4 separate regions of the Mus musculus genome follow, and regions 1, 2 and 3 are each linked to region 4. Evidence: chromatin loops called from intact Hi-C (ENCODE). Cell type or tissue: left cerebral cortex. All regions are shown on one strand.

Region 1 (8,000 bases), 220 kb after region 4:
AAGTAATGAAATAGCTCAATCAGTAAGAAAGAAAAACAACACAGGCTAATATCTGGAACAGAAAACAAACAGGAAATATTTGAAAGGACCAAAATCGTACATACGGATTAACGGGGCATGAAATTAAATGCGGGTCAACACACCTGTTTAAGAAAGAGGAACCGGGGGCGTCTGAAAGTCTTACATTATTTGGTATTAACACTAAATCCTAAGCTGGCAGCGAGTGGAAAGTCAGCGAGCTCCTAGCTCAAGCAAAACTACACAGTATTTAAGCGACAGCACTTTAGCTCTGACTCAGTTTCTTGACTCATAAAAAGAATTCTGCAGAGGCGCGTAACTCTAAAGCACTCACTGCACAAACGTTTAGCATCTCTGCACGGCTTTTACTTCACAAATGGCAAAAGTCTCTGGTGTTTTGATAATGCAAACCTGCTGCGTCTGGAAGAAGAGATTCAAGTGAAGCTGGCTGGAGAGGTCAAGTGTGGAAGCAAAGGGATGGAAAGTGGTACACACCGAGGGACACATCCACACAGACCAATCAAGGAACAGAGGATGTCATCCGTCCCGCTGCAGCCTCAGCACCATACCCGCGGAGCAGCAGCAGCCGGCTGCCCGGCACATCGCACGCAGGCCGACTTGCCAAGGGGCGGCGTATTTTCTGTTTGTGATTACCAAGTGGGTGTAAGGCAGAGCTGGGATAAACACACTTTACGGCCCGTCTGCAACTGACCGCGGCACCCAGCGAAGCCGCTCTGGGGTAACCGGCGGCGGCCACCGTACATTCTCTCAGCCCAGCGTCGAGGGCTTCAGTCCTGGGCTCACTGCGGCCGTGGGCAGCACGGACCTGAAAGCCCGGAGGGCGCGCGGCGCGGCCCGGCCCGGCCCGGCCCTGACTGACTCCGCGTGGGCCGGTGTCGCGGACTCGGCCGCGGCCTGCCCCGGGCCCGCCCGCTTACCGCATTCTTTTTCTGCACCATTTTGTCCATCTTCTTGGCAATGCGAACCACCTCGTCCTCCATGGCTCCGGAAGGCCTCCCCTCGCCCGGCCACAGCGGACGGGAAGCGAGAGAAGCTGCGCGGACGTTGGACAAGCCGCGAAGCCGCTGGCCTAGGCCTTCCTCACAGACCCGGCCCGCGGCGGCAGGGATAAGCGCTCCGCCCCCTAGGCCGTGCCAGTCAAGCACCGCGCGCGCCACACAGGCACTACGAATCGATCGCAGGAGACTGGAAAGTAGAAGTGGCTCGCTCAGGCGTGCGCTGTTCTTTTAATCTATTCCCGCCCCCAGCAGTCTGGAACTTCCGGCCCTATCCGGACTCGCGTTGCTGGCGAGCTGGAGTTGGACGGAGTCCGGCTTTCACGCCAGAGGGATCAGGCAGTAGGCGGTAGGTTGCTACGAGTTCCATCGAAACCCCTCCGGCAGAGCGTTCTCTGGGACGCAGGACAGGCATTGCCGAGGGCTTAAAGCGCATGAGCACTGAGGCTCACTCTTGGACTCAGATATTCAAACCATCTAGCCTGCTGATGAAAACCGACTAAAAAGACGACGGCCTTGAGAATTGTGACTTAAAAAAAGCCACGGTAAAAAAATGACATGTATAGTGTCTGGGATTGTTTTTACTTTGTTCCATGTGTTGAAAGTTAATAAATCAGGAGCCAATGAACATTACAGACTTTTAAGACTCAAAATATCTTCTTTCCAATGAAAAAAGTTAACTAAAACACATGTCGTGTCAAATTAAACATTTGTCACCAAGCATGATAGAAGGCCGTGGCATATAACTAATGTGCATTTTCACACTTTAAACTTAAGATCAAATAAAGTATAGCTCCCCAGGGTAACAGTGAATTCCACTTTGACTAATCAGTTTCTATTGAAAGTAAATGGTTCAGTACCATTTTTCACCCATAACTCATGCTTTTCATTTATTTTCTTTGTCCTTTTCCTTCAATTTCCTTGTGAGGTAATAAAGAGGAGACAATCACCAGGCAGTGGTGCCCCACGCCTTTGATCTCAGCACTTGGGAGGCAGAGGCAGGCGGATTTCTGAGTTCGAGGCCAGTCTGGTCTACAAAGTGAGTTCCAGGACAGCCAGAGCTACACAGAGAAACCCTGTCTCGAAAAACCGGAAAAAAAAAAAAAAAAAAAAAAAAAAGAGGGGACAACATTTTCTCATTTGCAGATGAGAAAGTGGGTCTGTGTCCAGTTAAACCATTTACTACCAATTCACACTATGCATAACAGCATTTCAAAGTTAATTACCATTAACCAAAATTTACCACTTAAGATTCTCTCTATACTAAGATAAAGCCCTTTATGGTTCAAGATATCTATCTGGTCTCCACTGCCTTGAGACAGGGTCTCTCCCTGAATTAGAAGTTTGAAGTCAGCTAGGCTGACTGGCCAGCAAATTCCCCAATCGGCCTCTCTTAGACTCCCAAGCATTGTGGTTGCAGGAATGCACATCTATGCCCAGCTTTTTTCTGCAGGTGCTGGGAATTCCATCTCAGAACCCCAGGCACTCATGCTTGGAAAACAAGTACTCCTGTCCACTTAGCCATCTCCCCAGCCTCAAGTTAAGTTTTAAGTGTTGTAAGAGAAACAAAGTTTACCATTTTAGCTTTTTGTTTTTAGACAGGGTCTTTTGTAGCCTATGCTTGCCTTAGTTATCTATGAAGCCCAAGTTATCCATAAAATCCTGCTAGGATTGCAGGCGAGCACCACCATATCCAGTTTAACTGATTTCAAGTACGAGGTGTTTACAGAACCACACGTGCTGTACATTATGACCCCTGACAGTTTCCAAGCTTTCCATCATTTATCATCAGGAACATAGAGCGGAAGAGCTGTTATTACTCTGAGCTCAGTTGTGCCTGCTTGGGAAGTTCATCATAGAGCTTGTTGACTGTTGAAGTTCATAGAGGTAGGCCTGGAGGATCACTAGACCTCACCCACATATCCAGCCATCCCTTCCAACTAGTTGTTTGCAGTTCTGCCCTAATTGGGGATGGCCTCAGGTTTCAGAGGAAGGGCTAGTCTGTAGGCTGGAAACGATTAGGAACAGGGCTGCATTATCCACAGAGGAGCCCATATCTAGGTGACGGGGATGGGGAAGGTGCAGACTTCCCCTTGTGGTTGCTTTAGGATCATCTATGCACTGTGCCTTATAAACTCATAGGTTCTCCAGAGTGAATTGTTTTGTCCTTGGAACTTTAGGAATGGGTAGACAATACCTAGGTCCACCCCCAGGGTGAAAACACCCAAGCTTATTGTGTAATTAAGATTGACTTTATTTTCCTGCCTCCACCCAAGTACTAGGTTGATCTCCATGGCTCAATAGTCTAGCTAGCATCTTTGTTTGTAAACAATAGCCTTGCAGGTGGTGATGTTGCTGCCTAAGGCAAAGTTAAGGTGATTTGAGTTAACCCTGGCTAGGCTCTTGAGCTAGTTGTTTTCTTTCTCCTCCCCCAGGGGGCTACACACTGAGAAACACTATCTCAACAAAACAAAACTAAGCATAACATTGTTGATGTAAAAACCACAGCTTTCATCTCAAAGGAAATAATATATAGCTTATTTTGGAGGCATTTTGAGTTACCATGGCCAGGAACACAGACTTATTTTATTCCAAATTCCATGTTCCAAAGTGGAAGCAGTTTCATGAAAGTTTATAGTTCAAGGCCAGGCGTGGTGGTGCACACCTTTAATCTCAGCACTTGGGAGGCAGAGGCAAGTGAATTTCTGAGTTCGAGGCCAGCTTGTGCTACAGAGTGAGTTCCAGGACAGCCAGGGCTACACAGAGAGACTCTGTCTAAAAAAACCAAAGTTTGTAGTTCTACAAGAGAAAGTAATAAATCAAGGCAAATTTCAAATGTATTGGTGGATATGTCAGTGGTGGTTTCAGCACGATGAAGCTTTTGGGTCGATGGAAGCTAGTGGTCTGCTAAGATCTGAAAAGGTTATCTATTAGTCACAAGAGTTTAGTTTAGACAAAGTGGGTGAGAAGGAATTCTGTCAGAGGGCTTGAACTAGCCCAAGTGTAGGTGAGTATGCAGAAATCTAGCCTCTTCACAGTACTGCAGTCTACCTGGTCAGTCAGTGTCTGAAGAGGAACAGCTAGAACCCTACAGCTTTCAGCATGCTGTACTATACAAGTGAAAACAGTTCTCTTTTCCTTATCTCTGACTGTACAGGGAAAACTTTCTTTCCTTTGTGGAGTATAATGTCCACTGGTTTTTAGAGACACACGATGTTCCTATTTCTAATTTGTTTCTATCGTAATTTGGTGTTGAGATAATTAGGTGCTATTTTTCCTAGTTTCCTGCTGAAGGACTAGATATTTCCCAGCTTCCCTTACGGACTATGTCCTTTTCACCCATTTGGACATCCGAACACATGGGTGACAAGATGCCTCTTTGATGTTATTGATGTGAATAAATATGGTTTATTCACCCAAGTCCTTCTTCCTGCGTTCTCTATGTCTGTTTAAAAATAAATGAATCTAACACTATTAATGTTACATACATACGATTGGTTTTGTATGTTGAGCCACTCTTACATTCTGGATAGCCTAGACTTTACTGAATAAGAATGGGATCCTATAGTGTGGCCTTGGTCCTCCTTGGCTGGTAATACTGGTTTCTTAGACTGTTTCAAAAGGGTGTTTTCTCATGCAGTTTGATACAGTTGAAAAGTGTTCTTGTAGGAAGGTCAGAATTACAATCTCAGTTGACTGCAGCACCTTATTAGAGTCAGTACAACTCCATTCTGCGGAGAGGGAAAAACACATGTTCAGAGCTGTTATATAGGCAGGAAAAGGCTGAAGAAAGCAAAAATTAAAAAATAATTTTAAAAACTCCGGTCAGTTACTTGTAAACTAGAACAGAGAGAACAATTTAAAAAAGAAGTCAGCATTATGTTACTTTTGTGTGAGGCCTGAGGAGCGTGAATTTTACTAGCTTAACTAAAACTAGCTTATTTGGTAAATTTGATACATGCCCCCTCAAAATCAGGGAAGGTCAGATAAAGAGTTTTCAGTTTAATACCTGAAAGTTTTGGTATAAGTGACTCCATTCTGATATATAGCCTGGTATTATGCTGGGCTCTAGTGCGATTTATACTAGCCAAAAACAATGGAACTCACTCTGTAGACCAGGCTGGCCTTGAACTCAGAAATCCGCCTGCTTCTGCCTCCCGAGTGCTGGGATTAAATGCTCGAGCCACCACACCCAGCTCAATTACTTCTTTAATCCCAGACTGAGTTCTCACTATAGTGGGAATGATGTAAATGTCTGTAATATGGAGTTCCCTATATAGGAACTGCAGGCGCATTTTTACCAAGTGCTAAAAGTCAACAGCCAATCACTGCTAAGCCTCGAGCTGAATGCAAATGGCTGCCTATTGCACAGATGTCTATTTTGGTTGTATTTTGAAGTGATTTTGGGGGAAAATTGATCATGAAGCAAGAAAGTAATGAACTGAGCTAAGGAGACCAGACAAGGGGTTTAATTACACTCAGGGGCTCAGGTCTGGTAGGCTTAACCATCTGGTCTTGGGGCTTTTTTTTTGTTTTGCTTTTTCCTCCCCCTCCCCTTCTTTCTTTTCTTTCTCCCCCCTCAGCCCCCCCTCCCCCTCTGCTTTCTCTCATAATGGATCCAAGCTCATTTATTTCCTTTTTTTTTTTTTTTTTTTTTTTTGAGACAGGTTTCTCCGTATAGCCCTGGCTGGCCTGGAACTCACTTTGTAGACCAGGCTGGGCTCGAACTCAGAAATCTGCCTGAGTTCTCTGCCTCCCAACTGCTGGGATTAAAGGTGTGCGCCACCACGCCTGGCGCTCATTTCTTTCTATCAATTTCTTTCTATCTTCTTGGAGCCAGTCTGGGCAGCCTGTATTTTAATAGACATTTTGTTTATTTTTATCTACGTTATCTGTTTTATCTATGTTATCTATTGCAGCACTGTGGACTGGACCCATGGCTTCATACATTCTACCCGTAGCCCACTCTCCTTACATAGAGATAGATGTTCATAGTATTTTAAATGTTCTTTCAGTAAGTATGCCAAGAAGTTTTGTCAACTTGATTGATACAAGCTAAGTCATCTGAGAAGAGTAAAGCTCAATTAAGAAAATGCCCCTGTGTGATTGGGCTGCAGGCAGAGCCTGTAGGGCATTTTCTTACTTAGTGAGTGACCGGGAAAGGCCAAGCCCATTGCAGGTGGTGCCATGCTGGGCAGGTGGTCCTGGGTTCTAAAACAAAGCAGGCTGAGCAAGCCATGTGGAGCTGTACTCCTTCATGGCTTCCATCAGTTCCTGCCTCCTCTCTACCCTCTCTGAGTTCCTGCCCTGACTGCTCAGCGATAGACTTACCTGATGGTATAAGCTGGAAACTGAAATAAACCTTTCTGTTGATTTGGTCATGATGTTTCATCACAGCAATAATACCCCAACTTAAGAAAGTAAGTCTTTCTTTTCCTCAGTACAAAAGCTGTTCAAAAAAACTTTTCAGTTTTGTTGACTCTTTGTTGTTCCTCTAATCTTACTTCTTTTCTATTTCATCTTTAACCTTTCCTTCTAACAGCGTAAGTGTAGCTAATTATGTTTCCCAAAAAACTTTTTGCAATGCTCCCACAGGTAAGACACTGAGACCCTGCCCCAAGTTGGTTCTAACTCGTAAATAAAGATGCCGACAGCCAATGGCTGAACAGGGCAGACAGAGGTGGGACTTTTAGAATTCCCAGGCTGGGGACAGACAGGAAGAAGGAGGAAGGAGAGCCACCATGTTTGAATAAGGTGGAGAAGAGGAGGCACGGTGCCTGAGAAGATGTGGGTCAGAGAGCTTAGCTGCCATGTAGTAGCCTGAGGGGCCACAGGAGGGCTGCCAGATTGGGCCTAGGGCAGCAAAGATGTAATTACAGATTTTAGTAAGTAATGACTTGGGAATATCAGAGAGAGGTGGGATAGCCACGTGGATACTAGCTAGGAAGTGGCCCAGCCATTGAGCAGTTTTAGGCATATCAAAATATAAAGGCTGTGTTGTGTGTCTTTCATTCGGGAACGCAGAACATTGGGGCTGGTATGGAGGAAGCTGTGGCCTGGATCAACTGAGTACATTAATTGGGTACTGCTACATAGCCAGTTTTTTTAAAACAACTATGCCATTTTACATTCTCACCAGCACTATACTAGACATCCACTTCCTGTACATATGTATCGTACTTGGCATTATTATTTTTTTTAATTTCCATTTACTTCTGTGTACATGTGCTTATGTTCACATGCCATGGCACATGCGCACCACTTTTTTTTTTTTACATTTGGTTCTTTCCTTCCCGCATGTGGTGCCAGGAATTGGACTGAGGTCATCAGAGTTGCAGCAAATGCGTTTACCCATTGAGCCACGCCACTAGCACCATTATCATCACTTTATTTTAGATGATCTAATAGGTATGCCAGTCTTCCTGTGATCTAACTTACAGTTCCCATCGGTCACCTTCTTAACCGTTTATATAGCTCAGTGAAAGGAATAAAATTAGACTTTTAAAATTAGAAATGAATAAAAATTAAACCATCACTTACAGTAGCTGACAAATGAATAAATTTAAAATCACAGGAATTGGAGGCCAAAAAATTGTACAAAGTAACAACAGAAGATAGAATATCCAATATATGGTGTTTGTGGATCGGGCTATTGATGGGATGAGGTTCATCTATTAAAATGTTACACATTTTGGTTTCCTGTGCTGTAATGGACTGCTTTGACTATTTCAGGTCACAGTTCTAAGTTGCAGTTCTGATGTGGAAGACACAACAGAAGTTTAAAGGGAGCTGGTCACATTGCATTCAGTGCTTAGTAGCTTTTTCTACTTTATGTAATTCAAAATCCCCCAGCTGAGGAGTGGTACTGGGAGTTTGTCTGACTGGTTATTCTAATTTCTTCCAGATTAACAACTATCACAAGAGCAGAAACAGTGTATGACGTTTGGAGGGAGGTCTTTTGTGACC
Region 2 (8,000 bases), 280 kb after region 4:
GAATCTATAGCTTACTTTTGGTAATATTGCCATTTCACAACATTAATTCTACTAGACCAGAAGAATAGAGATTCTGTTATCTAGTGCCATCTTTAGTTTCTTCCTCTAATGTCTTAACGTCTTTGCTGAAGAGGTCTTTCAACCTCTTTGGTTAGGCTCATTCCTAGGTAATTTTTTCAAAAATTTTTAAAAATTTTCTTATGCATTTGAGTGTTTTGTCTGCATGTATGTCTGTATACCACCCATGTACCTGGTACACAAAGGCCAAGAAAAGGGTTCCATTCCTCTGGAACTGGAGTTAGATACAGTTATGCACCACATGGCTGTTGGGAATTGAACTAGGGTCTTTTGGAAGAGCAGCTAAGTGTTTTTAACCATTGAGGTATCTTTCGAGCTATTGAAAATCCCACTTCACCCTCCACTTCACACCCCTCCAGCTCCAGGTAAATTTTTTGATGGTATTGTATAACGGGGGTATTTTTTAAAATTTTCCTTTCAGAAAATTCATTATCGCTGTATATAAAAACTACTGGTTTTTTGTATATTGCTTTTGTATTCTGTAACTTTACTGAAAGCATTTACCAGATCTAAAAGTTTTCTGGTTGAACTATTATGAATATTTAAGTATAGAATTAGATTTTCAAACAATGGTATCTTGACTTCTTCCTTTCCTATTTGTATCTCTTTTATATCCTTCTATCTTCTTACTCTTCTAGCTAAGTGTTTCATTCATTCAAACACTGTGTTGAATGAAAGTGGAAATATAATAAGCACCGTTGAATAACTGCAGATATTAGAGGAAATTTTATCATTTTTCATTTAATATGATGTTGGCTATTTGATTTGTTTCATGCATTCCTCTCTCCAAATATATAAAATCTAACTTGATGCAAGGTAGGTTCATCTGGGAAGTGGGGACTTAAGACTGTGACTTGGTGTTTTTGTTTTCTTTTTTTTTTTTTTAAAGATTTATTTATTATATGTAAGTACACTGTAGCTGTCTTCATACACTCCAGAAGAAGGAGTCAGACCTCATTACGGATGGTTGTGAGCCACCATGTGGTTGCTGGGATTTGAACTCCGAACCTTTGGAAGAGCAGTCAGAGCTCTTAACCGCGGAGCCATCTCTCCAGCCCCTTGTTTTCTTTTATTGTTGAAATAAATGTTTTATTACTACAGGTGCTCCTTAACTACTTAAAAAAGAAATTAGACTAATTCCTAAACCATGTGTGTATAAAATAAATACTAATGGAGAGCTTATAGAAATTTTTTATCATCATCACAAAGCTAAAAGATTGCTGCTTTATTCACCACACCCCTTTACTTTACCTTTTTAATGACATAGATTAAACTCTTCTACTAGTGAAAGAACCTAGTGGGGAAACCCCCACTCAATTCCCGATTCGGCGTGCACCCAAAAATCACAAAAGATGACCATCTTGATGTAAAAACACGAGGTAGTTTAATGGCGGAGCTCCGGGTCTAACCGTATCTCATGCAGGAGACAGTGGTTTTGAACCCTGAGGCTTGGAAGATAGGGGGTTTTATAGAAAAGGGGCGGGGCTGGGGAGGAATTGGCACAGTTTCACATGATTGGTCCATTTAAACATTAGCAGACTGTCAGAAGGGCGGGAGATAGGGAGGCGCCGGGCCAGTCCGGCATGTCATTCTCTTTATCTTTATGGCTAAGCAGCCTCAGGAATGTCTCAATGACGGGCTTACCCGGGCATGTTCTGGCCTGTTCTGCTATGTTCTCAGTCTGAGGTTTCAAAGCTCACAAACAACTCTTTGGGCTATTTGACATAAATTACATGAATCACAGGTCTCAAGTTTTATTTCCTTTCACTACATCCACTCCAGTAGTGACAAGCGCACAGACCCTGAAAACCTGGGCGCTGTCCTGAGGCGAAAAGTTCATGGAAACTTAGTCTCCTGGAATAATGACATCCTGTAAAGAGAATGCTCCAGTGTCCTTGCTTTAGTTGGTAAACAGATCTGTGTGCTTTCCCTTAATATTGCTTTATTACAAGTGCTCCTAAGGATTGATATTTTGACATATAGGTAACTTAGATTCTAGGCAGTCCTTGATCTGACCTTGGGAATGGATAGCTAAGTCACTGCCCTACACAGGAATTTACCATTATCTAGGAAAAAGGAACCAGAGTAGATACTTAGAACTATAGATAGCTGAGTTACACCCATACACAAGTATTTACAATGGCCTAGGGGGAAGGTGGACTATACAATAGACTAGAGTAGGAACTATGGCAAGGCCACAAAGCCCTTGCCCCTGGCTTCTAAAATTAAGTGGACCTTAGATGGAGCTGTTTTTGATCCCAGTTGTTTGTTTTTTTTTTTTTTTTTTTTTTCGAGACAGGGTTTCTCTGTGTAGTCCTGGCTGTCCTGGAACTCACTTTGTAGACCAGGCTGACCTCGAACTCAGAAATCTGCCTGCCTCTGCCTTTGATCCCAGTTGTTAACATTGAATTTTATCCCAGTTGGTTCCTGCCAGTCCTTCTGTGTTTGCATTCCTGTTTTTTGTAAGAATCCAGTAGCCTCTTTGTACCTTGCAGGTGTGTCACACAACTTCCCTATTTTCTTCTGTATAAAAAGTTTGATGCTCAATTTGACAAATTACATTCAGATCCACACTCCCTTGTGTAGAGTCTGTCAATTCCTGCCAACTCCTTGTCCACCTGCAACCAGAGACCTGTTCCACACAGACAGTGACCAAAGAGAGTCTGTGGCACTCTTCAATTCATTCTCATAGTTTTCTATGCTTACTATGTTGCATATGGGACAAACAGCATACAATTGGCTACAGACCATTTCCACTATGACTGATTAATATTAGTGACATCACATAAACCATACAATAAAGAAAATGTATCCTTACAAGAAATGCAACACAGTATTTTGGCTTTCCTCAATTTCATTGGCTTGCATAGATAAAAAGGGGACATGTGGGGAGCACTTCCAGAGTTAATGTTGGCTGAGTTCTTGCTTGTAATTAATCATGAATGAGTCTGCTAACATGCTTTTGCTTTTAGTTAAGACATGCATTATATCCTGCCAAGTTCCTCTGCTTTTACATATGTCCTTGAGAGACTGTCCAAGCCTGAAGGAAATGGCCTTAGTCAAACATGGATAGTGTGTACCATACACTTATCACATAAATGTTCATGTTCATTGTTTAACTTCCTGGAATTGGTCATGCTTTCTGTTGCTAGCCTTTAAAAGACACTGAGAAAGTAAACTTGCTGCTAGTGGTGGTATTGACCTGTAGCCCTCCCATATCTGTCTCTTCCATCTTCTTTTTGCCTTTCCTATAATCATCCTCATACCCCAAGTCGTGGTTTCCATGTTGAATGACCAGCAGGCTCTGGCCCCAGGCCCAAATCCATGGTTTTGAGTAGCTCACCCCGATATCTACCTTATGTGTAACCTGTTGGAACATGTGAAAGGGCTAGCTAGTCCTGCTGATCCAGAGCTGCAGGATCTCAGTGACCTAGGACAATAGCAGGATAACCGAATAGAGTCCCTGTGAGGATCCAATATTGGTGTAGCAGAAGCCAGAGACCTAGAACCAGACCAATGACTCATTGCAATGTACATTTGCAAGTAATAATGTATGGACAAAAGGGTATACTGTAGGACACACTGTGACACACGACAGCTTCACGATGAGGTTTCCTAAACTTTATTTTTATTTTGGGGGGGGGGGGGTTTGCAAGGGCAAAAAGGACGGAGGGATTGTGGATCTGGAGTGTATGATGTGAAATTCACAATGAATCAATAAAATAAAAATAAAGGTTTATTTGAGTTAGAAACAGCTGCTTATTAAATTGTCTCACCTTCACTATATAACTGATAGAGCTTGGTAGGAGCAATTCTCCAGCAAGACAGTGGAACGGAAAAAGAATATAAAAATGAACACATTGTTTTCTATATTACTTGTATTAAGACAAGTTTTAAAAATCATTTAATTTGGAGAGTTAAATATATGTTTGGCAGTTTAAGTTCATTAGCTTTGAATCCTATCTATACCATCTGCTGTGACAGCTGGGTCGATCTGATAGGCATAAAACCACACCTCGCTTCTAGCGTGGTTGTTTATATGAATCTAGTAAGGCTAACTTTAACTCAGTTTCTGGCATACCCCAGGAGCTAAGTATGCCCCACCCCCCATCGTTAACTGCAAGGCACGCTATTAGGTTGAACCTAATTAGACAATTAATTCTAGAGCCAGGCACTGTAACAGTTGAATTACCAGAGTCTCAAAGCTTGAACCTGTTCACATCATTTTGGATTACTTTTCGCTTCATGAGGCCCCACTTTTACCGTACAGCGTGTTCAGTCATTACAGGGCAGAAGAGAACAGTTTTCGTTCACAAAATGGTACCAAAGCCAGAGGATAAAGCATGATCTCACAAAAGTTGATGCAGTTCCCCGAAGTAAAAAGACATCAAGCCTGGAAGCTGGAAGACATAGCCTACCGACGCGGATGCGGTCGCTCTGCAGCACGACAGGGGCGGGGCAGTACGGCCGCTGCAGCGCGACAGGGGCCGGGCGGAGCCGTAAAGCAACGCGGAGTCTACGCCGCTTCCTGGGCGCCCTTGAAGCACCGCGGGTCATGGCTGGCACGGCGCGCGGCTGCGGGACCAGCCTGGACCTGCTGCGGTCCTTGCCGAGAGTGAGCCTGGCCAACCTGAAGCCCAGTCCTAACTCCAGAAAACGGGTAAACGCTTGGCGGCGGTGCGGGGAGTGCAGGGGCCGCGTCACTCTGGCGATGGACGCGTGCGGGCGCCTGGCTCCCTTCCGCGTGCGCCCAGTGTTAAGGATGCTAAGCAGGCGGAGGGTACACACTCGGGAACTGCAGACGATTCATCCAAAATTGCGTTTAAACTGAACTGCTTAGCAAGTGCCTATCGTCGTTATAAAAATCCCAGTGTTTTTTCTACATTCCAGCTGGCCAATGTGCAACCCAGGGTGCAACTAGAAAACTGTTGTGGGTCGGCTGCTCGGCTTTTACAGTAACTTAATATACGGCTTTTTTTTTAGGGGGGGGGGCGGTTGACAAAGTCAATTAAGGGAAAGATGTTACGGAGTTAGAGAACACCGAAAGACTACCCGACTCTATCCAGTTGTAATTAGCCAATTTTTTAATGTTATAGTGCAGCCAACCACAATTCCCCTTAGGCCCAGGTTAAAGGGGTAGAAGGTGGAGGGCTTTGAAAGGTCGCAATTACTTTATTTCTGGGGAACTTACAGCTACATGAGGAACTTTACCGAAGCAATTAATCATTTCACATCAGTTTTACAATTCTGTGGAGGGGGACAAGTTGCCAGGAGCTTATCTTTTAGGAATTTAGGAAATTAGAATGTGTCCCTAGCAAAAATTGGAGTTTTCCTTAGCCATATGTGATCTAATTACATATTTACGATTAATTTAAAAATAAAACATTTAATGTCACTCAAGCCTCGTTTTGGCTGTTTAGTTCTAGGATTTTCTTTTTCCGTTCCAGCTGCTTTTTCCTGAAGACTAAATTTAGGCCCTTAGCTTGTTTGTTCAAGCACACTATACCACTGAGCTGTAATCCCAAACCCTTTCCCGATGCCCTCTCACCGCCCCCCCCCCCCCCCCCCCCCAGGGTTTCTCTGTAGAGCCCTGGCTGTCCTGGAACTCACTTTTTAGACCAGGCTGGCCTCGGACTCAGAAATCCTCCTGTCCCTGCCTCTCGAGTGCTGGGATTAAAGGCATGCGCCACCACATCTGGTTCCCTTTCCCGATTTTTAAATGCTTTATTCAGAGACAGACTCTCAGAAAATTGGGGGTTGCTGGCCTTGCCCTTTTTTTGTAGCTTAGGCAGGCCTTGAACTTTGAATCCTCCTGCCTCAACCTAGCAGATAGCAATCACTACAGGGACCTAGCTTATTGTAGAGCTTGTTATTCCTGTTGGATCCCATCCCTTCCTTAGAACTTTGCCCTGTGTTTCACCTTGTATTTTGGTTACTAGGATCAGCTACATTCTGAGAGAACTATGTTGGTGGAGTATAAAGATGAGCACGCAGCTAGAGCAGGGCTTGGCACACGGTACTTTACCTCTGGTGCAATGGATAAACAGCATTAATATGGAATATGCTATGAGATGAGACAGTTTTCAGAAATGTATCTGAAGATCTTAAAACTCACTTTTTCTTGTAGGAAAGACGTCCAAGAGATCGGAGAAGAGGTAGGAAGTGTGGCAGAGGCCATAAAGGAGAAAGGCAGAGAGGAACCCGGCCAAGGCTGGGCTTTGAGGGAGGGCAGACTCCATTTTACATACGAATCCCAAAATATGGATTTAATGAAGGACATAGGTAAGGTTGTTTTTTTTTTTTTGTTTTTTGTTTTTTGTTTTTTTTAAGTACAAATCGTAATTTCCACTAAGAAGTACACAAGTAATTTGGTAGATACCTTATGTTTATTTAGGAACACACTTATGGTACTGTTGCTTTGAATAATTTTTAGTAATGTAACTTACCCTCTATTGTCTGTGTCACTGTATGACTATGCCCCCAGAAAAGCACATTTGTACAGAGTCTACTCAGACCAACAACATGCTGATGATAGTGCTTGCTGTCATAATTCCTTAGATGATTAACAATTGAAAAATGTATATGTATCTTTCCATATCTATATATATCTATATATATCTGTATCTATATTTATATATAAAAGGTAAATGTATCTTGCCATATGTATTTTTATTTCCATGTATATTACCTTTTTTTTTTTTTAAAGATTCATTTATTTATTATATGTAAGTACACTATAGCTGTCTTCAGACACTCCAGAAGAGGGCATCAGATTTCGTTACGGATGGTTGTGAGCCACCATGTGGTTGCTGGGATTTGAACTTGGAACCTTTGGAAGAGCAGTCGGTGCTCTTAACCACTGAGCCATCTCACCAGCCTGTATATTACCTTTTTAAATGGGTATATATTTGAAATATAGATATATTTAGATACATATACACAAACATCCCCATATATATTATGTATGTATGTATATATATATATATTACATTATGTATATAATATGTATGCATATATAATATGTTTATGGCACATTGTAGTGGGTACCATTTTTATTTTATGATGTTATTTTTTTAAATTTATTTACTTATTATATGTAAGTACACTGTAGCTGGCTTCAGACACTCCAGAAGAGGGCATCAGATCTCATTACAGATGGTTATGAGCCACCATGTGGTTTCTGGGGATTGAACTCAGGACCATTGGAAGAGCAGTCAGTGCTCTTAAATGCTGAGCCATCTCTCCAGCACCTTATGATATTATCTTGAATTAAACTGTGAGTTACTTGTGTCCATGAGTGAAGTAAATGTTTAGAGAGGTAAATTTTTTTTAGTGGACCAAAGGAAGCACTGGTGTTTTATTATGTGTTTGTGTTGTGCTTATAAATTTATTTTAGACCATCAGAAATTATGAAGGAAAACACTGGAAAGCGTGCTGGTTTGAAGAGGATACAGGAAGGTTACTTGGTGTTTTCTAATTATTACATTCCTGCTTTGCAGTTTCAGGCACCAGTATCAGCCTTTGAGTCTCAGGAGACTACAGTATCTCATTGATTTAGGTCGAGTTGATCCAACTCAACCTATTGACCTAACCCAGCTTGTGAATGGGAGAGGTGTGACCATCCAGCCGCTTAAGAGGGATTATGGAGTCCAGCTGGTTGAAGAGGTAACTCTAGATTGGATTTTGTATGTTTTGTTGTTTGGTACTATATACATACTTTGCCATACTCTCATTATGTACACATACCACATATATGCTTCACTGTGGACATTACCAAACTGTAGAGACACTATTTTCTTCTTTTCATACAGACCTCTAGTAAAGATTAATATTAAGTTAGGCATAGTGGGAGGTTAGAAATGAATTGCTATAGTTCTTAGTAGCCTTAAGTTATGACTATTAAATGGAGACCTTGCACCTCT
Region 3 (8,000 bases), 160 kb after region 4:
TTGGTCTTTTTGCACAGTCCTGGGCTCTGTCCACTCAATTGTAGGGTTGGTGGGTCAAGTTGTAGGGTTGGTGGGTCCTGTGTCCACTCTGTCAGAGCTCCGGCGAGGCTGGATGTGGGAGTTTGACTGTGCTTACCCCATGCCATCTCTGGCAGGTATTGGGTCTTATGGAAGCCAGAGGACACCATTCCAGGGGTGGGAAAGCATAGTCTAAGGCACAGTACAGCTGGTTCAGATGCACCCAGACCTAAGAAGAGGCTGGGGCCGCGGGATTCTCAGGCTCTTGGGCACACAGGGAACACTGGAAATCAAGGAAGAGCTGCGAACAGAATCTGGGCAGGGGGGTTAGACCTAGCCTGGGGCAGCGAGGGTGGAGAAGGGGGAGCTCCTGCTGGTCCCTCAGGGAGAGTCCTTGGCTTAACGGTCTTGGGCTTGGTGGCTGTCATGGCTGGGAGAGAGGCCTTCTACAAGACATTAAAGAGTGGCTCTGTAGGCAAAGGCCTTCTCCATGGCTCCCCATGACAGATCCCGATGAAAAGAGATAGTCTGTGGTTTCAAATCATTTATTGCCATGGTGGAAAGTAGATATGTAAAACCATACCACCCTTCTTGGGGTGGGCCTGAGTAAATACCTTTTGCAGGGAGGAATGTCTGGGAAGGAACGCTTACTGGCTATGCCCTCCAAGCCTCTTCTATGTACCCCACTACATGGAGAGCTGTCTTGAACCTATGTGACCACAGGTCACATTCCTTACATGTGGAGGGGCTTGGGGCATTGCTCTTACATGACTGAGGGCCACAAATCTATGAAAGGCTGCGGCGTGGGAGCAGGCAAAGCTTCTACAGTCCCTTCGGGGTCTCCAGGGCTTCTAGCCTTAGCTCAACCAGGGATCATGCTACCTTTCATGGTCTCATTCAGGTCCATCCAACTACTGGATGTTTCTACTGGGTTTCCTTTGTTTTGCGGTTCTAAGGGTGAACCCAGGGCTGCTCGTATGCTGAGTCAGCGTTCTCCAGTCTAAAGCACAGTGCCATATAAATAAAATTATCCCCCTATCTTGAGCAAATTTTTTTTCGGGTGTTTTTCACAGCAGGGACAGCTGGGATAGAAACCGGGATGCCACTGGCTTTCAGGCCCTGTGATTTGAGCACTCCACTTTACAGACAGTTTCCTATTAAACCTGGACTGGCATCAGAAACCTACACCCAGTTTCTAGTCGGGCAGAAACCTGCAGTGCCCAGGGTTTTGTCTTCATTACCAGGCATGAGTCTATGCATGCTGCCTTCTATCTTCACAGGCCATCCTACACGCATTTAAAGAAGCACAGCTGTGTGGTTTTCTAAGGAGCTAACATTCCTTCCAACATGAGAGAAATAGTAAGCTGACTTCTTTATGGCCTGCTGAGTTCTCTGGCCTTGGGCCAGCAATCTGCTTCCCAGGCCTTCCAAGGGTGTCCCCTTTCATTCACCTGTTTCTCTCAGCAGTGCAGACAGTTAGGGCTCAGACTGTTAGAACACTTTGTTTGCTTTGGGGTCTTTTGAATGACAAAATGACTCGGGGAATTTGGATGAATTTACAACCAGAAATAATTGCTGCTTCTCTCCACAGGTCAGCTTGGACTCCCGAGTACGAGAGGTTATCAACAGAAACATGGTGGATCCATCCCAGCACATATTCGATGACGCTCAACTGCAGATCTACACTCTAATGCACAGAGACTCCTATCCCCGCTTCATGAACTCCACAGTCTATAAGGATTTGCTTACGTCCTTAGCTGAGAAAACAGTTGAAGCATAGGTGGTTTCAAATATATTTATTATTAACAAAACAAGAAAATAACTCATGGACTACAGCTAGCACAGGGAATTTAGCGATAGGGTGTCTTGTGCTACAGTGATTCTTGGACTGTTGTAATAACAGATTCCTCCTCCACAGAAAGCTATAGATTCACAATGGAAACTACAACTGCCTTTAGTGATACTTATCAGAAAAAAAGGGGTGGGGGGTATGAGAAAAAAGGGGTGGGGGTAAGGCTGCCTTAGAAAGATAGTGTGCTCACATTCACATAACAGTAGCATGTTCTCAAGGGCAGAGCATGTACTAGTCTCTGTTCTGCCTGCAGCACAGATGTACAAAGAGCAAATGGGAACACTTTCTTTTGCATGAGTTCAATACTGTATTACCCTCCAAAGAAACGGCATTCAAATCTTCCTCAACTAAGCCTTCCTTCATTCTGAATACTTCACTTGGTACCATGCTAGGACTGAGAGTCATATTTCACAAAGATGTGACTATTCCTTGTAAAAAATGGAAAATCTCTCTCTCTCTCTCTCTCTCTCTCTCTCTCCCTCTCTCTCTCTCTCTCTCTCTCCCTCTCTCTCTCTCTCTCCCCCTCTCTCTCTCCCTCTTTCCCTCCCTCCCTCTGTGCATGCATGCATCCAAGTGTGTGTGTGTGTGTGTGTGTGTGTGTGTGTGTGTGTGTGTGTGTGTGTGTACATACGTACGTGTATCTGTTATGGTTGGTGGAACAAACCATGCTCTTGGTGGGTCACTCTCAGACATTTAGTAAGGAAAACAACACTTAAGTGAAAGGGTGACTGTATTATCAGAATCTATCAAGCTGAAGAGTGAATTTTGAAGTCCAAAGCTTGTCATGTTCACAATTTCTCAAATAAACATATTTTAATTTTTAATGAAAGATATGTGGATATTTTCATCCTGAAAACAACAAGAGTTTTCTCTCAATCTTGTATTATTTTATCTGGCATTTCTGAGGAACACAGATCATGTAGGGATGCATGCAATCCATTTTTCACCATCCAGATGAGTGTTCTGTCTTTAGATTCCAAGATATTATGTTAATCACAGCAAATAGGATGACTTCATAGTTTACAGGTAAAAGTAGTTATAGACCTAAGCCACACTGAACAATCCCATGTCTACAACAAATGGGAAATATAACACACTGGACAGATTTCAGGTTAGACACTTAATTTACAGAGAACACACCAGCTCCAACCTTGTAGAGAAGTCTTGGCCTCCCTTTTGCCTGGTCCTGCATCAGCCTCATTGGCTTTGTTACTCAGCTCAACCCCAAATAAGACTCCTTTCCCTCATTCTCAACAAACCATCTCACCTCTAACTTTTCATGAAGCTTGTCCCTCACCCCTTACTCTGTGTATGAACCCATGAATACACACATCCCAGCATCCCTCCTCACCTCCTTCAACTCATCTCAGAGAATAATGAGCTTTGTACTTTTCATGGTGCCAGTCTCTTGCATATGGTTCTGATCCCATTTTATTCAACCATTATTTTCACTGAACAGAGGCCATAACTGCGATTCTCCAATGGGTTACGTGCCAATGGTACCTACAATGTATTGTTATAAGACCTAGAATGGAGCAAACCCAGCGCAAAGAATTTTAAGGGTTATATAAAGATTTCAGCAGAAGTTCCACCAGAGTTTAACTCTATAGAACAAGACTGTATATGTCCTGCCAATAGTTACTATAGGTGAAGAGGCTATTTGAGTGACTCCAAATGATACAGTTAAGGACATGTAAAGTATAAGGTAATTGTAAGACATATATAAGGATACTCATTTGTGTAGAGGGACCTGCATGGCCAAGAGTCTAGGCTTGGAGCTAAGTGTAGTTGCACATACCTGCATTTCTGGCACACAGGAAGCTGGAGCAGGATTTTGAATTTGAAGCTGAGATGAACTATTCAGAAAGAATCTGCATTAACAATTACAGCATAGATTCTAATATGGAGGACTGGTTTTCAGCACAGACAGTTTAGAATCCTTGGGGAGGTAAAGCATGAAGACTGCTGACAAGCCCTTGTGTGCATGGGCAGAGAGCTGAGTCTCAAAGAAGGCTTAGAAGGATTTGCCTTGTAAGAGGGAAGAAAGAACATGCAGATATGGCATAAGAACAGATGTTTCAAGGAGAGGGAAAGTAGCATTTCCTAGGGATAAGGCAACGTCTACTTATCTAAGCTTGGTCTGCTCTCCCACACTGTAAGCTTGCTCTATTTCATGCATAAGAACAAGCCTATATCTGTTAGCACAGTTAGCACTCTTTCAGTAGGCTTTCACAGCATCCCCCTACTGCCTCCACCCCATCTCCCTATTCATACTCAAACAGAAAGGTGCTCTGACTGTTCTAGTAGGGCATCTGTGGCCCTAGAGCACATCATTTCCAACCTTATCCTCCTATCATGGGTGATTTCTTCCTGGAAACCCTACTCCCATCTCTTCTATGGGTCCTCCTAGCTCTGTGTACTCCCTGAATTCTTCTCCATTCCTCTTTCAATAGTAGAACAAGTAGACAAAGCACAGGGGTTCCCCAGCCAGAGTTACCCCAACTCCATAAGCATGCCAGTAGATGAGAATAGTAAGTAACATTCTTTGGGCATGTCTTCTTGGTAGCACTGTGGGGTAATAATAGCACTGTGTGAGGATTTAGAACACACTCATGTAGATTACAGAAAATACTTACAACATGATAATCACTGCTATCACCTGTCTATTGAGAGTACTTGCTCCTGAAATTTGGATTTGGCTTACTTTTCCCTAGTGTCCCTCCTATATACTTAAAATGTACTGAATATCTACCAGTCAGGGTCTGGTCTGAAATCCCTCCTGAATTTTAGTCAACTTCTGTCTGGACATCTGGTATATCTCACAAATGAGGGATACTCAGCTTGTCTTAATCTTGACCTTCACCCTCTAAGCTTACCTCACATAATCCAGTCAGTTTTTTAAGTGTTCAGCTGGTGCTCACTTGGATTTTCTCTTCTTGTGTATTCTTCCCAAGGCTGGTCATTTCTCACTTCTCTTTTTTTCTCTTTCCTTCTCTGACCCGGCACATCTCACTTTATGACTGTTAAGAAGAGCCCCCACACAGCCAGTGGTGGCCCACACCTTTAATCCCAGGATACAGGAGTCAGAGGCATCTCTGTGAGTTTGAGGCTATGTTACAACTCAGATGGAAAGCTAGGAGTTGAAAGCCAATGAATACTGAAGAGGTCCATTAGAGCAGTTAGTGTTCTACGGGTGAAATGTGGAAGTTGGAAGTCTTCAGGGGGGAGTTTAAGTATTGCATATCTGAAGGCAGTCAGGAGCCAAGGATTACCACAAAGTCACACCACACAACAAACCTCACATAAGAGATTTATTGGGAGGGAGAAACTTAGGAGGGCAGCTGCCTCTGATTGGGTGAGAAGACAGCAGGGAACTGAGCAGTAGGCAGAACTTATATAGGATTTCTAGGAGGTGGAACTTTCCAGGGCAGAGCTTTCCAGGATAAGGATTGGTGGGGTTTCAAGTCCTGAGCTTGGGGGAGCTCAGGGATTGGTGGATTGTCCTCTTCAAAGATTGGTGGGATTTTTTTTTTCTTTTAAGGTGGGACCTGGCCACTCTACTGCCTCAGGGCTGGAAATGACAGTTACAGCTTTTAGAAAAGGACTCTTGGTGCTTTGAGGGATGTCTTGGGGGCAGGTTCGGGTTGCTGGAGTTCCAAGGCAGGGCCTGGCCACTTTCCTGCCTTGAGGGTTTACAAGGTTTATAAAGGGAGTCCATGTCAGGGAAAGTTTTCCTTGCCATTTGGCATGAATAGATAGTAGAAGGGCCTGGCCACTCATGTGCCTAAAGGGACTTACATTTATGAATATATGTTCCAAGAATCCGGTAGCTACTTAGTCCATGAGCCTGGGTGTCTCAGCTGGTCTTGAGTATATGATGGAATCCCAAAGGAGTAGGTTATAAAGGCAGAGAAGAATAGACTTGTTTGCAAGATGAGAGCAAGAAGACAAAGAGCAAAAGTTTCTTTCATCCTGTGTCCTTTATATAGGCTTCCAGCAGAAGGCATGACCCAGATTAGATCTGCATTAAATATCTGGATTCAAGGTGTGTCTTCCAACCTCAAAATCCGGATTTGAAGTAGATCTTCTCATCTCAAGTTGCACAAAAATTGCTCAAAGGTGTGACCTCTAGTTTTTTTAGTTTTAGTTCATTTCAGATATACAGTCAAGTGGACAACCAAGAAGAGCCATCACAGGGAGATGGGTCTGTAACAGATGGGCTTGATAAAATGGAATTACTGATGAAGATGCATCCTCATGTTATACCATGCACAAACCCCAACTCAAAATGATTCAAGATTCACATATTAAGGCCCCAAACTGTAAATCACTTATATAAAAATACAACAGAAATGACCTCAGCGTTGCTGATGGATTTTGAAGATGGTGCCAAAGCAGAAGCTACAAAAACAAATGAAGAAATGGCAGTACATGAGAATCAAACACTTCCTGTCTACACAGGAAACAGTCCACAGAAGGAAAGCTGCCTATGGATAGAGTGGGAGACCCTGCTCAAACACTATGTATGCATCTGTCAAGAGCTAGTCTAGGAAAAGCTAAAACCTAGCAGCTGATCTTCCTGAGAAAGATCCACCATGGACTAAAATCTGCAACAGATTTGCTTCTCTAGGCAAGGCATAGAAAATTAAATCCGAGGAAAGATTCCTGCTATTAATATGTTTTACCTGTTATTAATAACAATCACAAGGTATTGACTCACCCCCTTTTAAGCAGATTTCTACACTTATGAAGATGTACTAACTTGTAGTGATGTTATATAGATAAATACATAATGATGCTATAGAAGTCCTGTCTTGATTCAAATAATTTTAGAAAAAAAGTTTTTAGAAATGGTCTTAGTTGCTAGAGACATGTAATAAAGTTAGAATCAAGAATAGAATGTTCCCACTTCTCATGATAGTAAGTAAAGGCTGCATAGTAGGAAATTCAATAAGCATTCATAATTATACTAAAAAGAGAAATAGACTTGGGACAAATTTGTGTTCAAGGAAAGATATTTAGGTCCAAGAATAAAGTTACAGCTATGCACTATGATAAGGCAAAGCCACGTAAAAACTGTAGCTTTGACCTTATAATAAGTATATTATAATGAAGCACTGCTTTGAACTTAATATCAACATCCTTCTGTAACTCCCATTCTATAAAACATTTTATCTCTGAGGTAATTTTCTAAGGAACTTTTTGTCTAAGAAAGTATAAAAAGACCAGAGAACAGAAATAAAGTTGTTGATTGAATGGTTTGGCTTGGGGAGCTTTGCCCCATTCATCCATCAATCCATCCATCCAAATGTATATGTCTGTTTGTCTATATGTTTGTGTGTAGGTATATGTGTATGTATGTAAGCATGCTTGAATACTTGTGGAATTGATTGTGACAGTCAGGCCTGACCAGAGTGTGGGTGTATGCATGTTTGAATGTGTATGTGTATATTTGCCTGTATTATGCATCTTAATTCTTTTCCTTTCCTTTTTCTCTGGTTCACAAAGAGTTAACCAGCTTAGCCAGAGGGGCTTCTGGCTGATTCACCTGAGAAAGGAGCAGCAGCAATAAATCCTTTCACTTAATCCCCTGCTGTTAAACAGTGTTAATTGCTAGATATCAGCACTTACTAAAGTACAGGTAAAGAGTTAAGTTCTTAGCACAGAACAGTAAGTTTTAGTTTGCCTAAAGCATAGAGTTAAATAAAGCACAGAGAATTACAATGCTTAATAAAGTACAGAGGTAGAGAGAAAAGAAGCCAGTGTTTTTAAACCATAGAATCAGTTAAGAAAGTTTTTAGAATCTTTTAGAAGTTATCAGCAAGCGTTCAGTACAGTCAGTGAGCTAGAAGGCCAGAGACCACCAGTTTTTATAACGACATCTGGAAACATCAGCCTTTAAAGCCATGTCTGACATTGTGTCCCACTTTAAGCCATTTCAAGCCAGGCAGGCTCCCTAAATTCATCTGCCCATTTATATATTAAACATGTGTAAAAGTGACTCAGTGGGTAAGTACTTTCCTTGCAAATGTGAAAACCTAAATTCTAATCCCCAGTACCAATGTACTTGGACATAAGAACTTAGGAACACTGAAGGACATAGGGATGGATCCCGGTAGCTTGCAGGCCA
Region 4 (8,000 bases):
TGAACAGCTCATTTCTGACTATGGGTTAAATATAGTCCTGCTTCATGGCATGTCTGGAAATATTAGGATTGTTACCTCTCTAAACAATACTGAGTTTTATTCCAGGACATACTTCCATTACTAAGAGTATAATCTTTTGTGTCTTACATAAGCTTTGTTAGAAAAGACCAGGGCAGTGTGTACTCTATGTTTAATTTCTCCAATAATGAAGCAAAACTCTTGTGAGTTTTGAGTACCCAGTGAGAGATGGAGCATAAGGCCTTTGAGAATGCTATGAGCTATACCCAGCCTTTTCTGAGTTCCAAAGATGATTCCTTGTTTCTGGGTGAACCCATCCTGACTTCAACTCATTTCTTCACACCAGTACACTGATACCAATGAACTGGAACCTACGACAGTCTCAAGGTTTCCACTTTGAGTAGCTCTTCCTTTCCAGTACTCAGCCTTCTGAGCACCTGATGCCCAAGCATCTACAAGAATCCCTGCTCACTTCTTCACCTTCCACTCTAAGTTCCTTCCCTGAATCGAAGCCTAAAACCTTTCTCCCAGCATGAAGCCAGGACACAAATAGGCCTTAGTGTATTTGTCTTCTGTCACTTTGGAATCACTGCTCTTTCAGTGTTGATATTCAATATCTGGGTACCGTTTTTATTTTTATAAGGATCATCAAGTTTTTTGCTTGCTTCTAGAATGGGAAGAGAGGATTGGGCCACTGTCAGTCTGTCTTGACAATAAGTAGAAACCTTAGTATTCTTGGGAAAACAAATCCAAGTGGATTTTTTTTTTTAATTTTAGGAAAGGCAGAAAGTGATTAGATACTAATAATAAACTTCAAAAAATAAAAGTTAATGTCAATGAGTCAAGAAAATAAAGGTGTATAAGGGACTTTTGGGATAGCATTTGAAATGTAAGTGAAGAAAATACCTAATTAAAAAAAAGAAAAGAAAAGAAAAAAAGGGATACACATACCTATGATCTAGGTGCTCCAGAGGGGGAGACAGGAAGAGCCAGAGTCCAAAGTTAGCCTTGTTTACACAGTAAATTCAAGGCCACTCTGAGATTGGGACCCTGTCTAAGACAGAGAGGGGGTGGGGAGGGAGAGGGAGGGAAAGAAGGAGGGGGAGAGGGAGAGGGAGAGGGAGAGGGGAGGGGGAGGGGGGGGAAGGGATGGAGGGAGGAAGGAAGGAAGTTCCCTGCTTTATTTCCACTCCAAGAGACAACTGAGATTTTCATCTAAATACATTCAGGCTCTTTGTCCTCAGAACAATTCCATGCAGTCCTTGGTTCGCATCTTGCATTCTCCAGAATCATCTGCACCCTGTGCTTAAGGAGAGAACTAGTCTCTTCTGCTGAGATTTTAAGACGCTGGCTGTCTCAACTGCGAAGAGTCCTTTACAACAAAGAATAGATGCCGATGGCAAAAAATGTGTGCATCCTAATAAAAACCATTAAAAAGCTCCTTCCAGCAGGCCAGAGCATGGCAAACACCGGCCTGAGCATGGCAAACACCGGCCTGAGCATGGCAAACACCGGCCTGAGCATGGCAAACACCGGCCAGAGCATGGCAAACACCGGCCTGAGCATGGCAAACACCGGCCTGAGCATGGCAAACACCGGCCTGAGCATGGCAAACACCGGCCTGAGCATGGCAAACACCGGCCTGAGCATGGCAAACACCGGCCTGAGCATGGCAAACACCGGCCTGAGCATGGCAAACACCGGCCTGAGCATGGCAAACACCGGCCTGAGCATGGCAAACAAACACCGGCCTGAGCATGGCAAACACCGGCCTGAGCATGGCAAACACCGGCCTGAGCATGGCAAACAAACACCGGCCTGAGCATGGCAAACACCGGCCTGAGCATGGCAAACACCGGCCTGAGCATGGCAAACACCGGCCTGAGCATGGCAAACACCGGCCTGAGCATGGCAAACACCGGCCTGAGCATGGCAAACACCGGCCTGAGCATGGCAAACACCGGCCTGAGCATGGCAAACACCGGCCTGAGCATGGCAAACACCGGCCTGAGCATGGCAAACACCGGCCTGAGCATGGCAAACACCGGCCTGAGCATGGCAAACACCGGCCTGAGCATGGCAAACAAACACCGGCCTAAGCATGGCAAACACCGGCCTGAGCATGGCAAACACCGGCCTGAGCATGGCAAACAAACACCGGCCTGAGCATGGCAAACACCGGCCTGAGCATGGCAAACACCGGCCTGAGCATGGCAAACACCGGCCTGAGCATGGCAAACACCGGCCTGAGCATGGCAAACACCGGCCTGAGCATGGCAAACACCGGCCAGAGCATGGCAAACACCGGCCTGAGCATGGCAAACACCGGCCTGAGCATGGCAAACACCGGCCTGAGCATGGCAAACACCGGCCTGAGCATGGCAAACACCGGCCTGAGCATGGCAAACACCGGCCTGAGCATGGCAAACACCGGCCTGAGCATGGCAAACACCGGCCTGAGCATGGCAAACAGCAATGACAGGTTTTGCCTTTTATCTTTCTCACTTAGCTCAACCATTAGATCACATTCCTAAAGCAGCCCACAGTGCCCATTCCCTTAATTGACCAGTGGCTCACTCCTAAAACTGATCATCAAGACCCAACTAACAAAATATCAAGCTCCAGGAATCAAAATTCATTATTTTGACTAACCCATAAGAACTTACCAACATGTCCTAACTCATTCTAACACAGACCTCCCCTTTTCCCTCTTCAAATCAAAACCGGTAAAGTTATTTGCTGCTGTTTCTGTGAGATTCAGATTCGGCCACTCTTTGCCTTGCTTAATAAAGGATCTCTTTGCATTTGTTTTTGTACTTGGAGACTGGTATTTGTGGGTGGTCTGTGCCTAACCCAGGGTCCAGAGGGGAGCACTACATGGTAAAAGGGTCCCTTCAGTCATGAGATGTCAAAACTGTCTGAGGAGAGGATGGAGATTTGAAGCAAACACCTGAAAAACCAAATATGGAAATCCTTTCTTCCTACAACTTCCATTAATAACTTAGCAGTTATGGCCTGTGGGTTGACTATGAAATAGGCTGAGATTAGAAGAGATGTTCTTATATTTCTAAATGTTCCTCTGAGCCACCCACATGAAGTTTCTTTCATAACTCAGTTTGAATTCAAGCCTTGCCTGTTATATGACTATCACATAAAAGCATGTATATATAATATTGTATGTTTGAGCAAAAGCTGGGTTACTGTTCACTGCATGTCTTTACGTCCACAACAACCGAAAACAAGAAGAGCAGGACATAAAAAACATGCAGTGGGGGCTGGCGGGATGGCTCAGTGGTTAAGAGTGCCGACTGCTCTTCCGGAGGTCCCAAGTTCAAATCCCAGCAAACATGGTGGCTCACAACCATCCGTAATGAAATCTGATACCCTCTTCTGGAGTATCTGAAGACAGCTACAGTGTACTTACATATAATAAATAAATAAATCTTTTTTTAAAAATGCAGTTTTGAGAGGAAAGAAATGAGTAGCTTACTTAGAGTTGCAGACAAGAAAAGTACAATGGTGACATTATTAGTCTGACATGATTTAGAATCACATAGATGAACCCCTTGGTATGTCTGAGACAGACATTCTAAATTGGGTTAATTGAAATGGGAAGACCCATCCTACATGTGGCTGATACTATAACATGGCCAGGAGTCAAGGACTAACTAATTTGGCCAAATTCTTTGGACACAGGCAGAATACAGTCAGTTCATTGCCTGCTGTTCTCCAGGAGTTATCCACAGTCAGCAACTTAGGCCTACTTGCTTCCTAGTCTAAATCTTGAGTGCTTCCCTCCCTGTGGGCACAACTCCAGCATTGTTTCACGGAGCTCTGGGGGTTCGATTTCATAAAGGCACAAAGGCATGAGGCAAAATCAGAAGGGTACCATGAACAGATGGGGAGCTGCCTCAAAGGTCCCCTCATATGGCTTTCACTACACATTCATTTGTCATTCCTGAAGCTTGTTCTAACTTGAGACACAGGGCTACAGCCGAGTGACTCACAAAGAAGAAACTTTCTTTACTCACCTTCAGAGGGCAGTCTTGGCATACTCACTCAGTAAGCAGATCTAGCTGGAACAGACCGTTAAGATAGGTGGATAAGCCACTACTGATCCACAGAAGGGATCAGCCTTTGGCTTTGCTTTGAGTAACTTTGCAAGAAGGTCCACAGCAGACTCAGACATGGGCCAGCATTAGAGAGCCAAAGAAAAGAGAGGATCTACAGGTATTGGTAAAACCAGATGACACTATTCCTGTGGGGCATTTGTTAGGAAAGCATGCCCAGCCTTTCCCAAGAAAACCAAGGGTACCTAGAAGAGCATCTTACCAGGCAGGCTGCACAGGCACAGTTGCTGCCCCTCTTCAGAGCAGAGAAAGATTATAATCCCAGTATTGACCAAGACACAGAAGATAAAGAGGGATCCCAAGCCGTGACTGGTGTCAAGGTAAGATGATCTTCACAAGACCCACTGTCTTTGGCAGGGAAAGGATTAATCTGTGAAGAATATTAAGGCAGTAGCCAGTTGTATCATGGTAGATTATTGATGATTTATTAAGAATACTTTTGGAATAATTTACAGGAAACCTAAAAATTTGAAAACTCCCTGGAATCCAGTTTTCTCCATTCTAAACAGCTGTGTTTCACCATTGCTTTTTGAGTGTGTGCTTTGTTTTTAGTGGTTGTGTGGTTTGTTTATTTATTATGCTTTTGTGCTTGAGACTAGAGTCTTGGTTTCAGGCATGCTAAGCAGGCACTTAGTCACTGAGCTACACTCCCATAGTGCTGGCTGTTTGGTTTTAGGTGATATGTTTTTAAAAAGCAGAAAACCTACATACTTAGTTTCTTTAGCTATTGCTATTAATTCTTGAATGTTTTTCTCTGATGTAAATATTTTATGCTAAATAATTGTGGAAGAAAATATAGACTTCTTTCTAAAAATATTGCTATAAAATAATGATAAACTTCTATAGGAACATGAATATTAAAGACCTAAGAGATGCTATTTTAAAATATATAGCTTCCTAAAGTGAGTTTCCCAAGTGTGAGTTTCTGCCATTAGTCAATTTTACTTTCCAGAGTGACATTTCTCCTATTCAGTGTTGTATATTTATTTTCAGAATGTACAGAGTAAGACAGCAAATCCTCTTATCTATTAATAGAAGCATCTCTTAAAAGGTTACTGGTATGGAGAGGCATGGACTTGTGTCTGTGTTAAAGAAGTAATTGGCAAAACTCAGAAATAAATGATGCAAAACCAGAAAACTTGCCCAAGTAAGTTAGCTAGCACTGGGGACTGCAGTTGTTCCTCAGCCACAGCACATCTCCTGATAATGATCATTATGTGGTAGACTCTGCATTTAATTCTCTAGACCTGTCCTTTGATGTTATTTCATCTAATTGGCACAAGCAGAAGAAAGGTTAAAAGAAAATGAAAATGCATTTATTGTGAGTCTTTTTCTGTAGAAATAATTTTAATTTTCTGATGTTTGTGAGCAGATCATGCACTCTGCCACTCCAATCGCTGTCTTCCACTAAGTACAGAGCTGTATCTGATTAGCTGCTCATTCCCGATGTTCTCAGCGTTTCACTGTGTAGTTAAAACTGGCCTCAGACTCAAAATTCTCCTGCCTTAATCTCCTGAGGACTGTAGTTAAAAATGGGTCCCACCAACTAGGAGATCTTGATTAGCAAGGATCTAAAAGTAAATAATATTCCAAAAAGATTTCTACAAGCTAAAAATTAGACAATATTCTCAAAAAATAGACAACAACAGAAGAGAGAGAGAGAGAGAGTGTGTGTGTTTTCATGTGTATTCAGGGAGATTAGTTATAGGGCTCACCTGATATGAAAACCATCAGGTGCTCAAAGTTCATTATATAAACGGGGTAGTATTAGCATACTGTATACACATCCTCCTGTACATTTAAAATCATATCTAGATTATTTATGATAAAATAATTTAATATACTTATTAAATAATTATAATATATTAAATTAATACAATTTATAATTGAAATAAAAATATTATTCAAATAGTTATTATTCTAAATTATTTAGAAATAACAAGAAAAAATTGTGAATTTTCAGTATAGATGTGAGTTAATATATATACTATTTATAGAATACATATGTATATAATTCTCAGTGTATGCTCATTTAAATCCATATATGCAGATCTGGAAAATATGGAACCTTTAAATAAAGAAAGCCAACTGTGTATGCAGTCGGATATGTGAACAACTTTATATAACTATTTAATACAGATATATGTAGTTGGATATATGTACAACTTTACATTACTATATAATACAGATATATACTTATATATGTGTGTATTCTATTAAAATTTTAGATGTGTGTCACATGAAAATATAATATCCAGAAATTTAAGAATAACCAGGATACCTTCAGACAGCATTCTGAAACCACTGCATTCTGTTGATCCTAGGTAGTCCAATCTGCCATCTTGACCGTGACTTGTTACCTCAAATAAGCAGGTTCCAGCCTGTACAGCAGCCACTGAGAATAGCAGGCAGTGGTCCAGTTTGGATACTACTGTCCCTTTAGTCCTATTTTGTCTTTAAAGAAAACTTTTCATATTGCATTTGAATGTGCAAATGATACATATCTCTACCTAACAAGTAAAAGTTTGGCAATACTCAGTTATTTAGATCCTACAAATCAATGAACTGTTGTTATCTGCAAAACCTTGGACTAGGTGTTAAAAAACAAAAAAGAAGTAGAAAAAAAGCAGTCTATGTCTTTCCTGTTGATTTACAGTATATTGCAAAGACAAAACCACTGCCATATTATTAGCATTGCTCAAAGACTAATATAGAACACATATGTGGTTACATTCTTTCATATCAGTAAAGAGGTAAAACAATGAAGGATAGGCTATCATCTGTCTTAGTCAGGGTTTTATTGCTGTGAAGAGATACCATGACTACAACTCTTACAAAGGAAAACATTTAATTGGGCTGAGTTACAGTTTCAAAGGTTTAGTCTATTATCATCATGGTGGCATGCAGGTAGACATGGTTCTGGAGAAGGAACAAAGAGCTCTACATCTTGATCTGCAGGCAGCAGAAGGAGAGAGACTGAGACATATTGGGACTAACTTGAGCATATGAGACCTTAAAGTCCACTCCCACGGTGACTCACTTTCTCCAATAAAGCCACACCCAGTTCAACAAGGCCACATCTCCTAAGAGTGCCACTTTCTTTTTTTTTTAATATATATTTTTATTAGGTATTTTCCTCATTTACATTTCCAATGCTATCCCAAAAGTTCCCCATACCCTCCCCCACCCACTCCCCTACCCACCCACTCCCACTTTTTGGCCCTGGCATTCCCCTGTACTGGGGCATATAAAGTTTGCAAGTCCAATGGGCCTCTCTTTCCAGTGATGGCCGACGAGGCCATCTTTTGATACATATGCAGCTAGAGTCAAGAGCTCAGGGGTACTGGTTAGTTCATAATGTTGTTCCACCTATAGGGTTGCAGATCCCTTTAGCTCCTTGGGTACTTTCTGTAGCTCCTCCATTGGGGGCCCTGTGATCCATCCAATAGCTGACTGTGAGCATCCACTTCTGTGTTTGCTAGGCCCCAGCATAGTCTCACAAGAGAGAGCTCTATCTGGGTCCTTTCAGCAAAATCTTGCTAGTGTGTGCAATGGTGTCAGCGTTTGGAAGCTGATTATGGGATGGATCCCCGGATATGGCAGTCTCTAGATGGTACATCCTTTCGTCACAGCTCCAAACATTGTCTCTGTAAGAGTGCCACTTTCTATGGACCTACAGGAGCCATTTTACTTCAAGCCATCACACTATCAATCAAAGAGGGGGGGAGGGAGGAAAGAAGGAAGGAAGGAAGGAAGGAAGGAAGGAAGGAAGGAACGAAGGAACGAAGGAACGAAGGAACGAAGGAAGGAAAGAAAAGGAAAGAGAAAGGAAAAGGAAAAGGAAAAGGAAAA

Evidence for each region. Peaks named below come from ENCODE experiments on the same cell type or tissue, not always from the same donor. Only the 100,000 strongest peaks of a DNase experiment are listed, where the experiment ranks them.
Region 1: a loop joins it to region 4, with 2.9 times the contacts of the local background. A loop is called at or near these places in 7 of 42 quality-filtered maps.
Region 2: it touches region 4 in a loop (6-fold over the local background); 11 of 42 quality-filtered maps call a loop at or near these places.
Region 3: a loop joins it to region 4, with 2.8 times the contacts of the local background. A loop is called at or near these places in 3 of 42 quality-filtered maps.

What each region holds. Positions count from the first base shown.
Region 1 is chr1:4,850,933-4,858,932 of GRCm38, reverse strand. It overlaps Tcea1 (transcription elongation factor A (SII) 1), which reads right to left and starts at 1,239. Exons shown (of 10, transcript NM_011541.4): 1 at 957-1,239. The coding sequence starts at 1,019. In left cerebral cortex, a CTCF peak has its summit at 3,175; DNase peaks (open chromatin) are centred at 370, 534 and 1,262; H3K4me3 peaks cover 2,004 bases; H3K27ac peaks cover 1,855 bases.
Region 2 is chr1:4,782,311-4,790,310 of GRCm38, reverse strand. It overlaps Mrpl15 (mitochondrial ribosomal protein L15), which reads left to right and starts at 4,585. Exons shown (of 5, transcript NM_001177658.1): 1 at 4,585-4,738; 2 at 6,206-6,360; 3 at 7,578-7,743. The coding sequence starts at 4,634. In left cerebral cortex, CTCF peaks have their summits at 4,440 and 4,646; a DNase peak (open chromatin) is centred at 4,558; H3K4me3 peaks cover 2,028 bases; H3K27ac peaks cover 1,105 bases.
Region 3 is chr1:4,904,272-4,912,271 of GRCm38, reverse strand. Rgs20 (regulator of G-protein signaling 20) reads left to right here. Exons shown (of 5, transcript NM_021374.5): 5 at 1,610-2,696. The coding sequence ends at 1,798. Among named protein-coding and RNA genes, the nearest start is that of Tcea1, 51 kb to the right of the region's middle. In left cerebral cortex, no CTCF peak of the experiment used is centred here; DNase peaks (open chromatin) are centred at 1,364 and 4,014; H3K27ac peaks cover 333 bases.
Region 4 is chr1:5,066,478-5,074,477 of GRCm38, reverse strand. It overlaps a transcript of Rgs20 not described here. Among named protein-coding and RNA genes, the nearest start is that of Atp6v1h, 13 kb to the left of the region's middle. In left cerebral cortex, a CTCF peak has its summit at 4,050 (motif pointing right); DNase peaks (open chromatin) are centred at 3,085 and 4,049.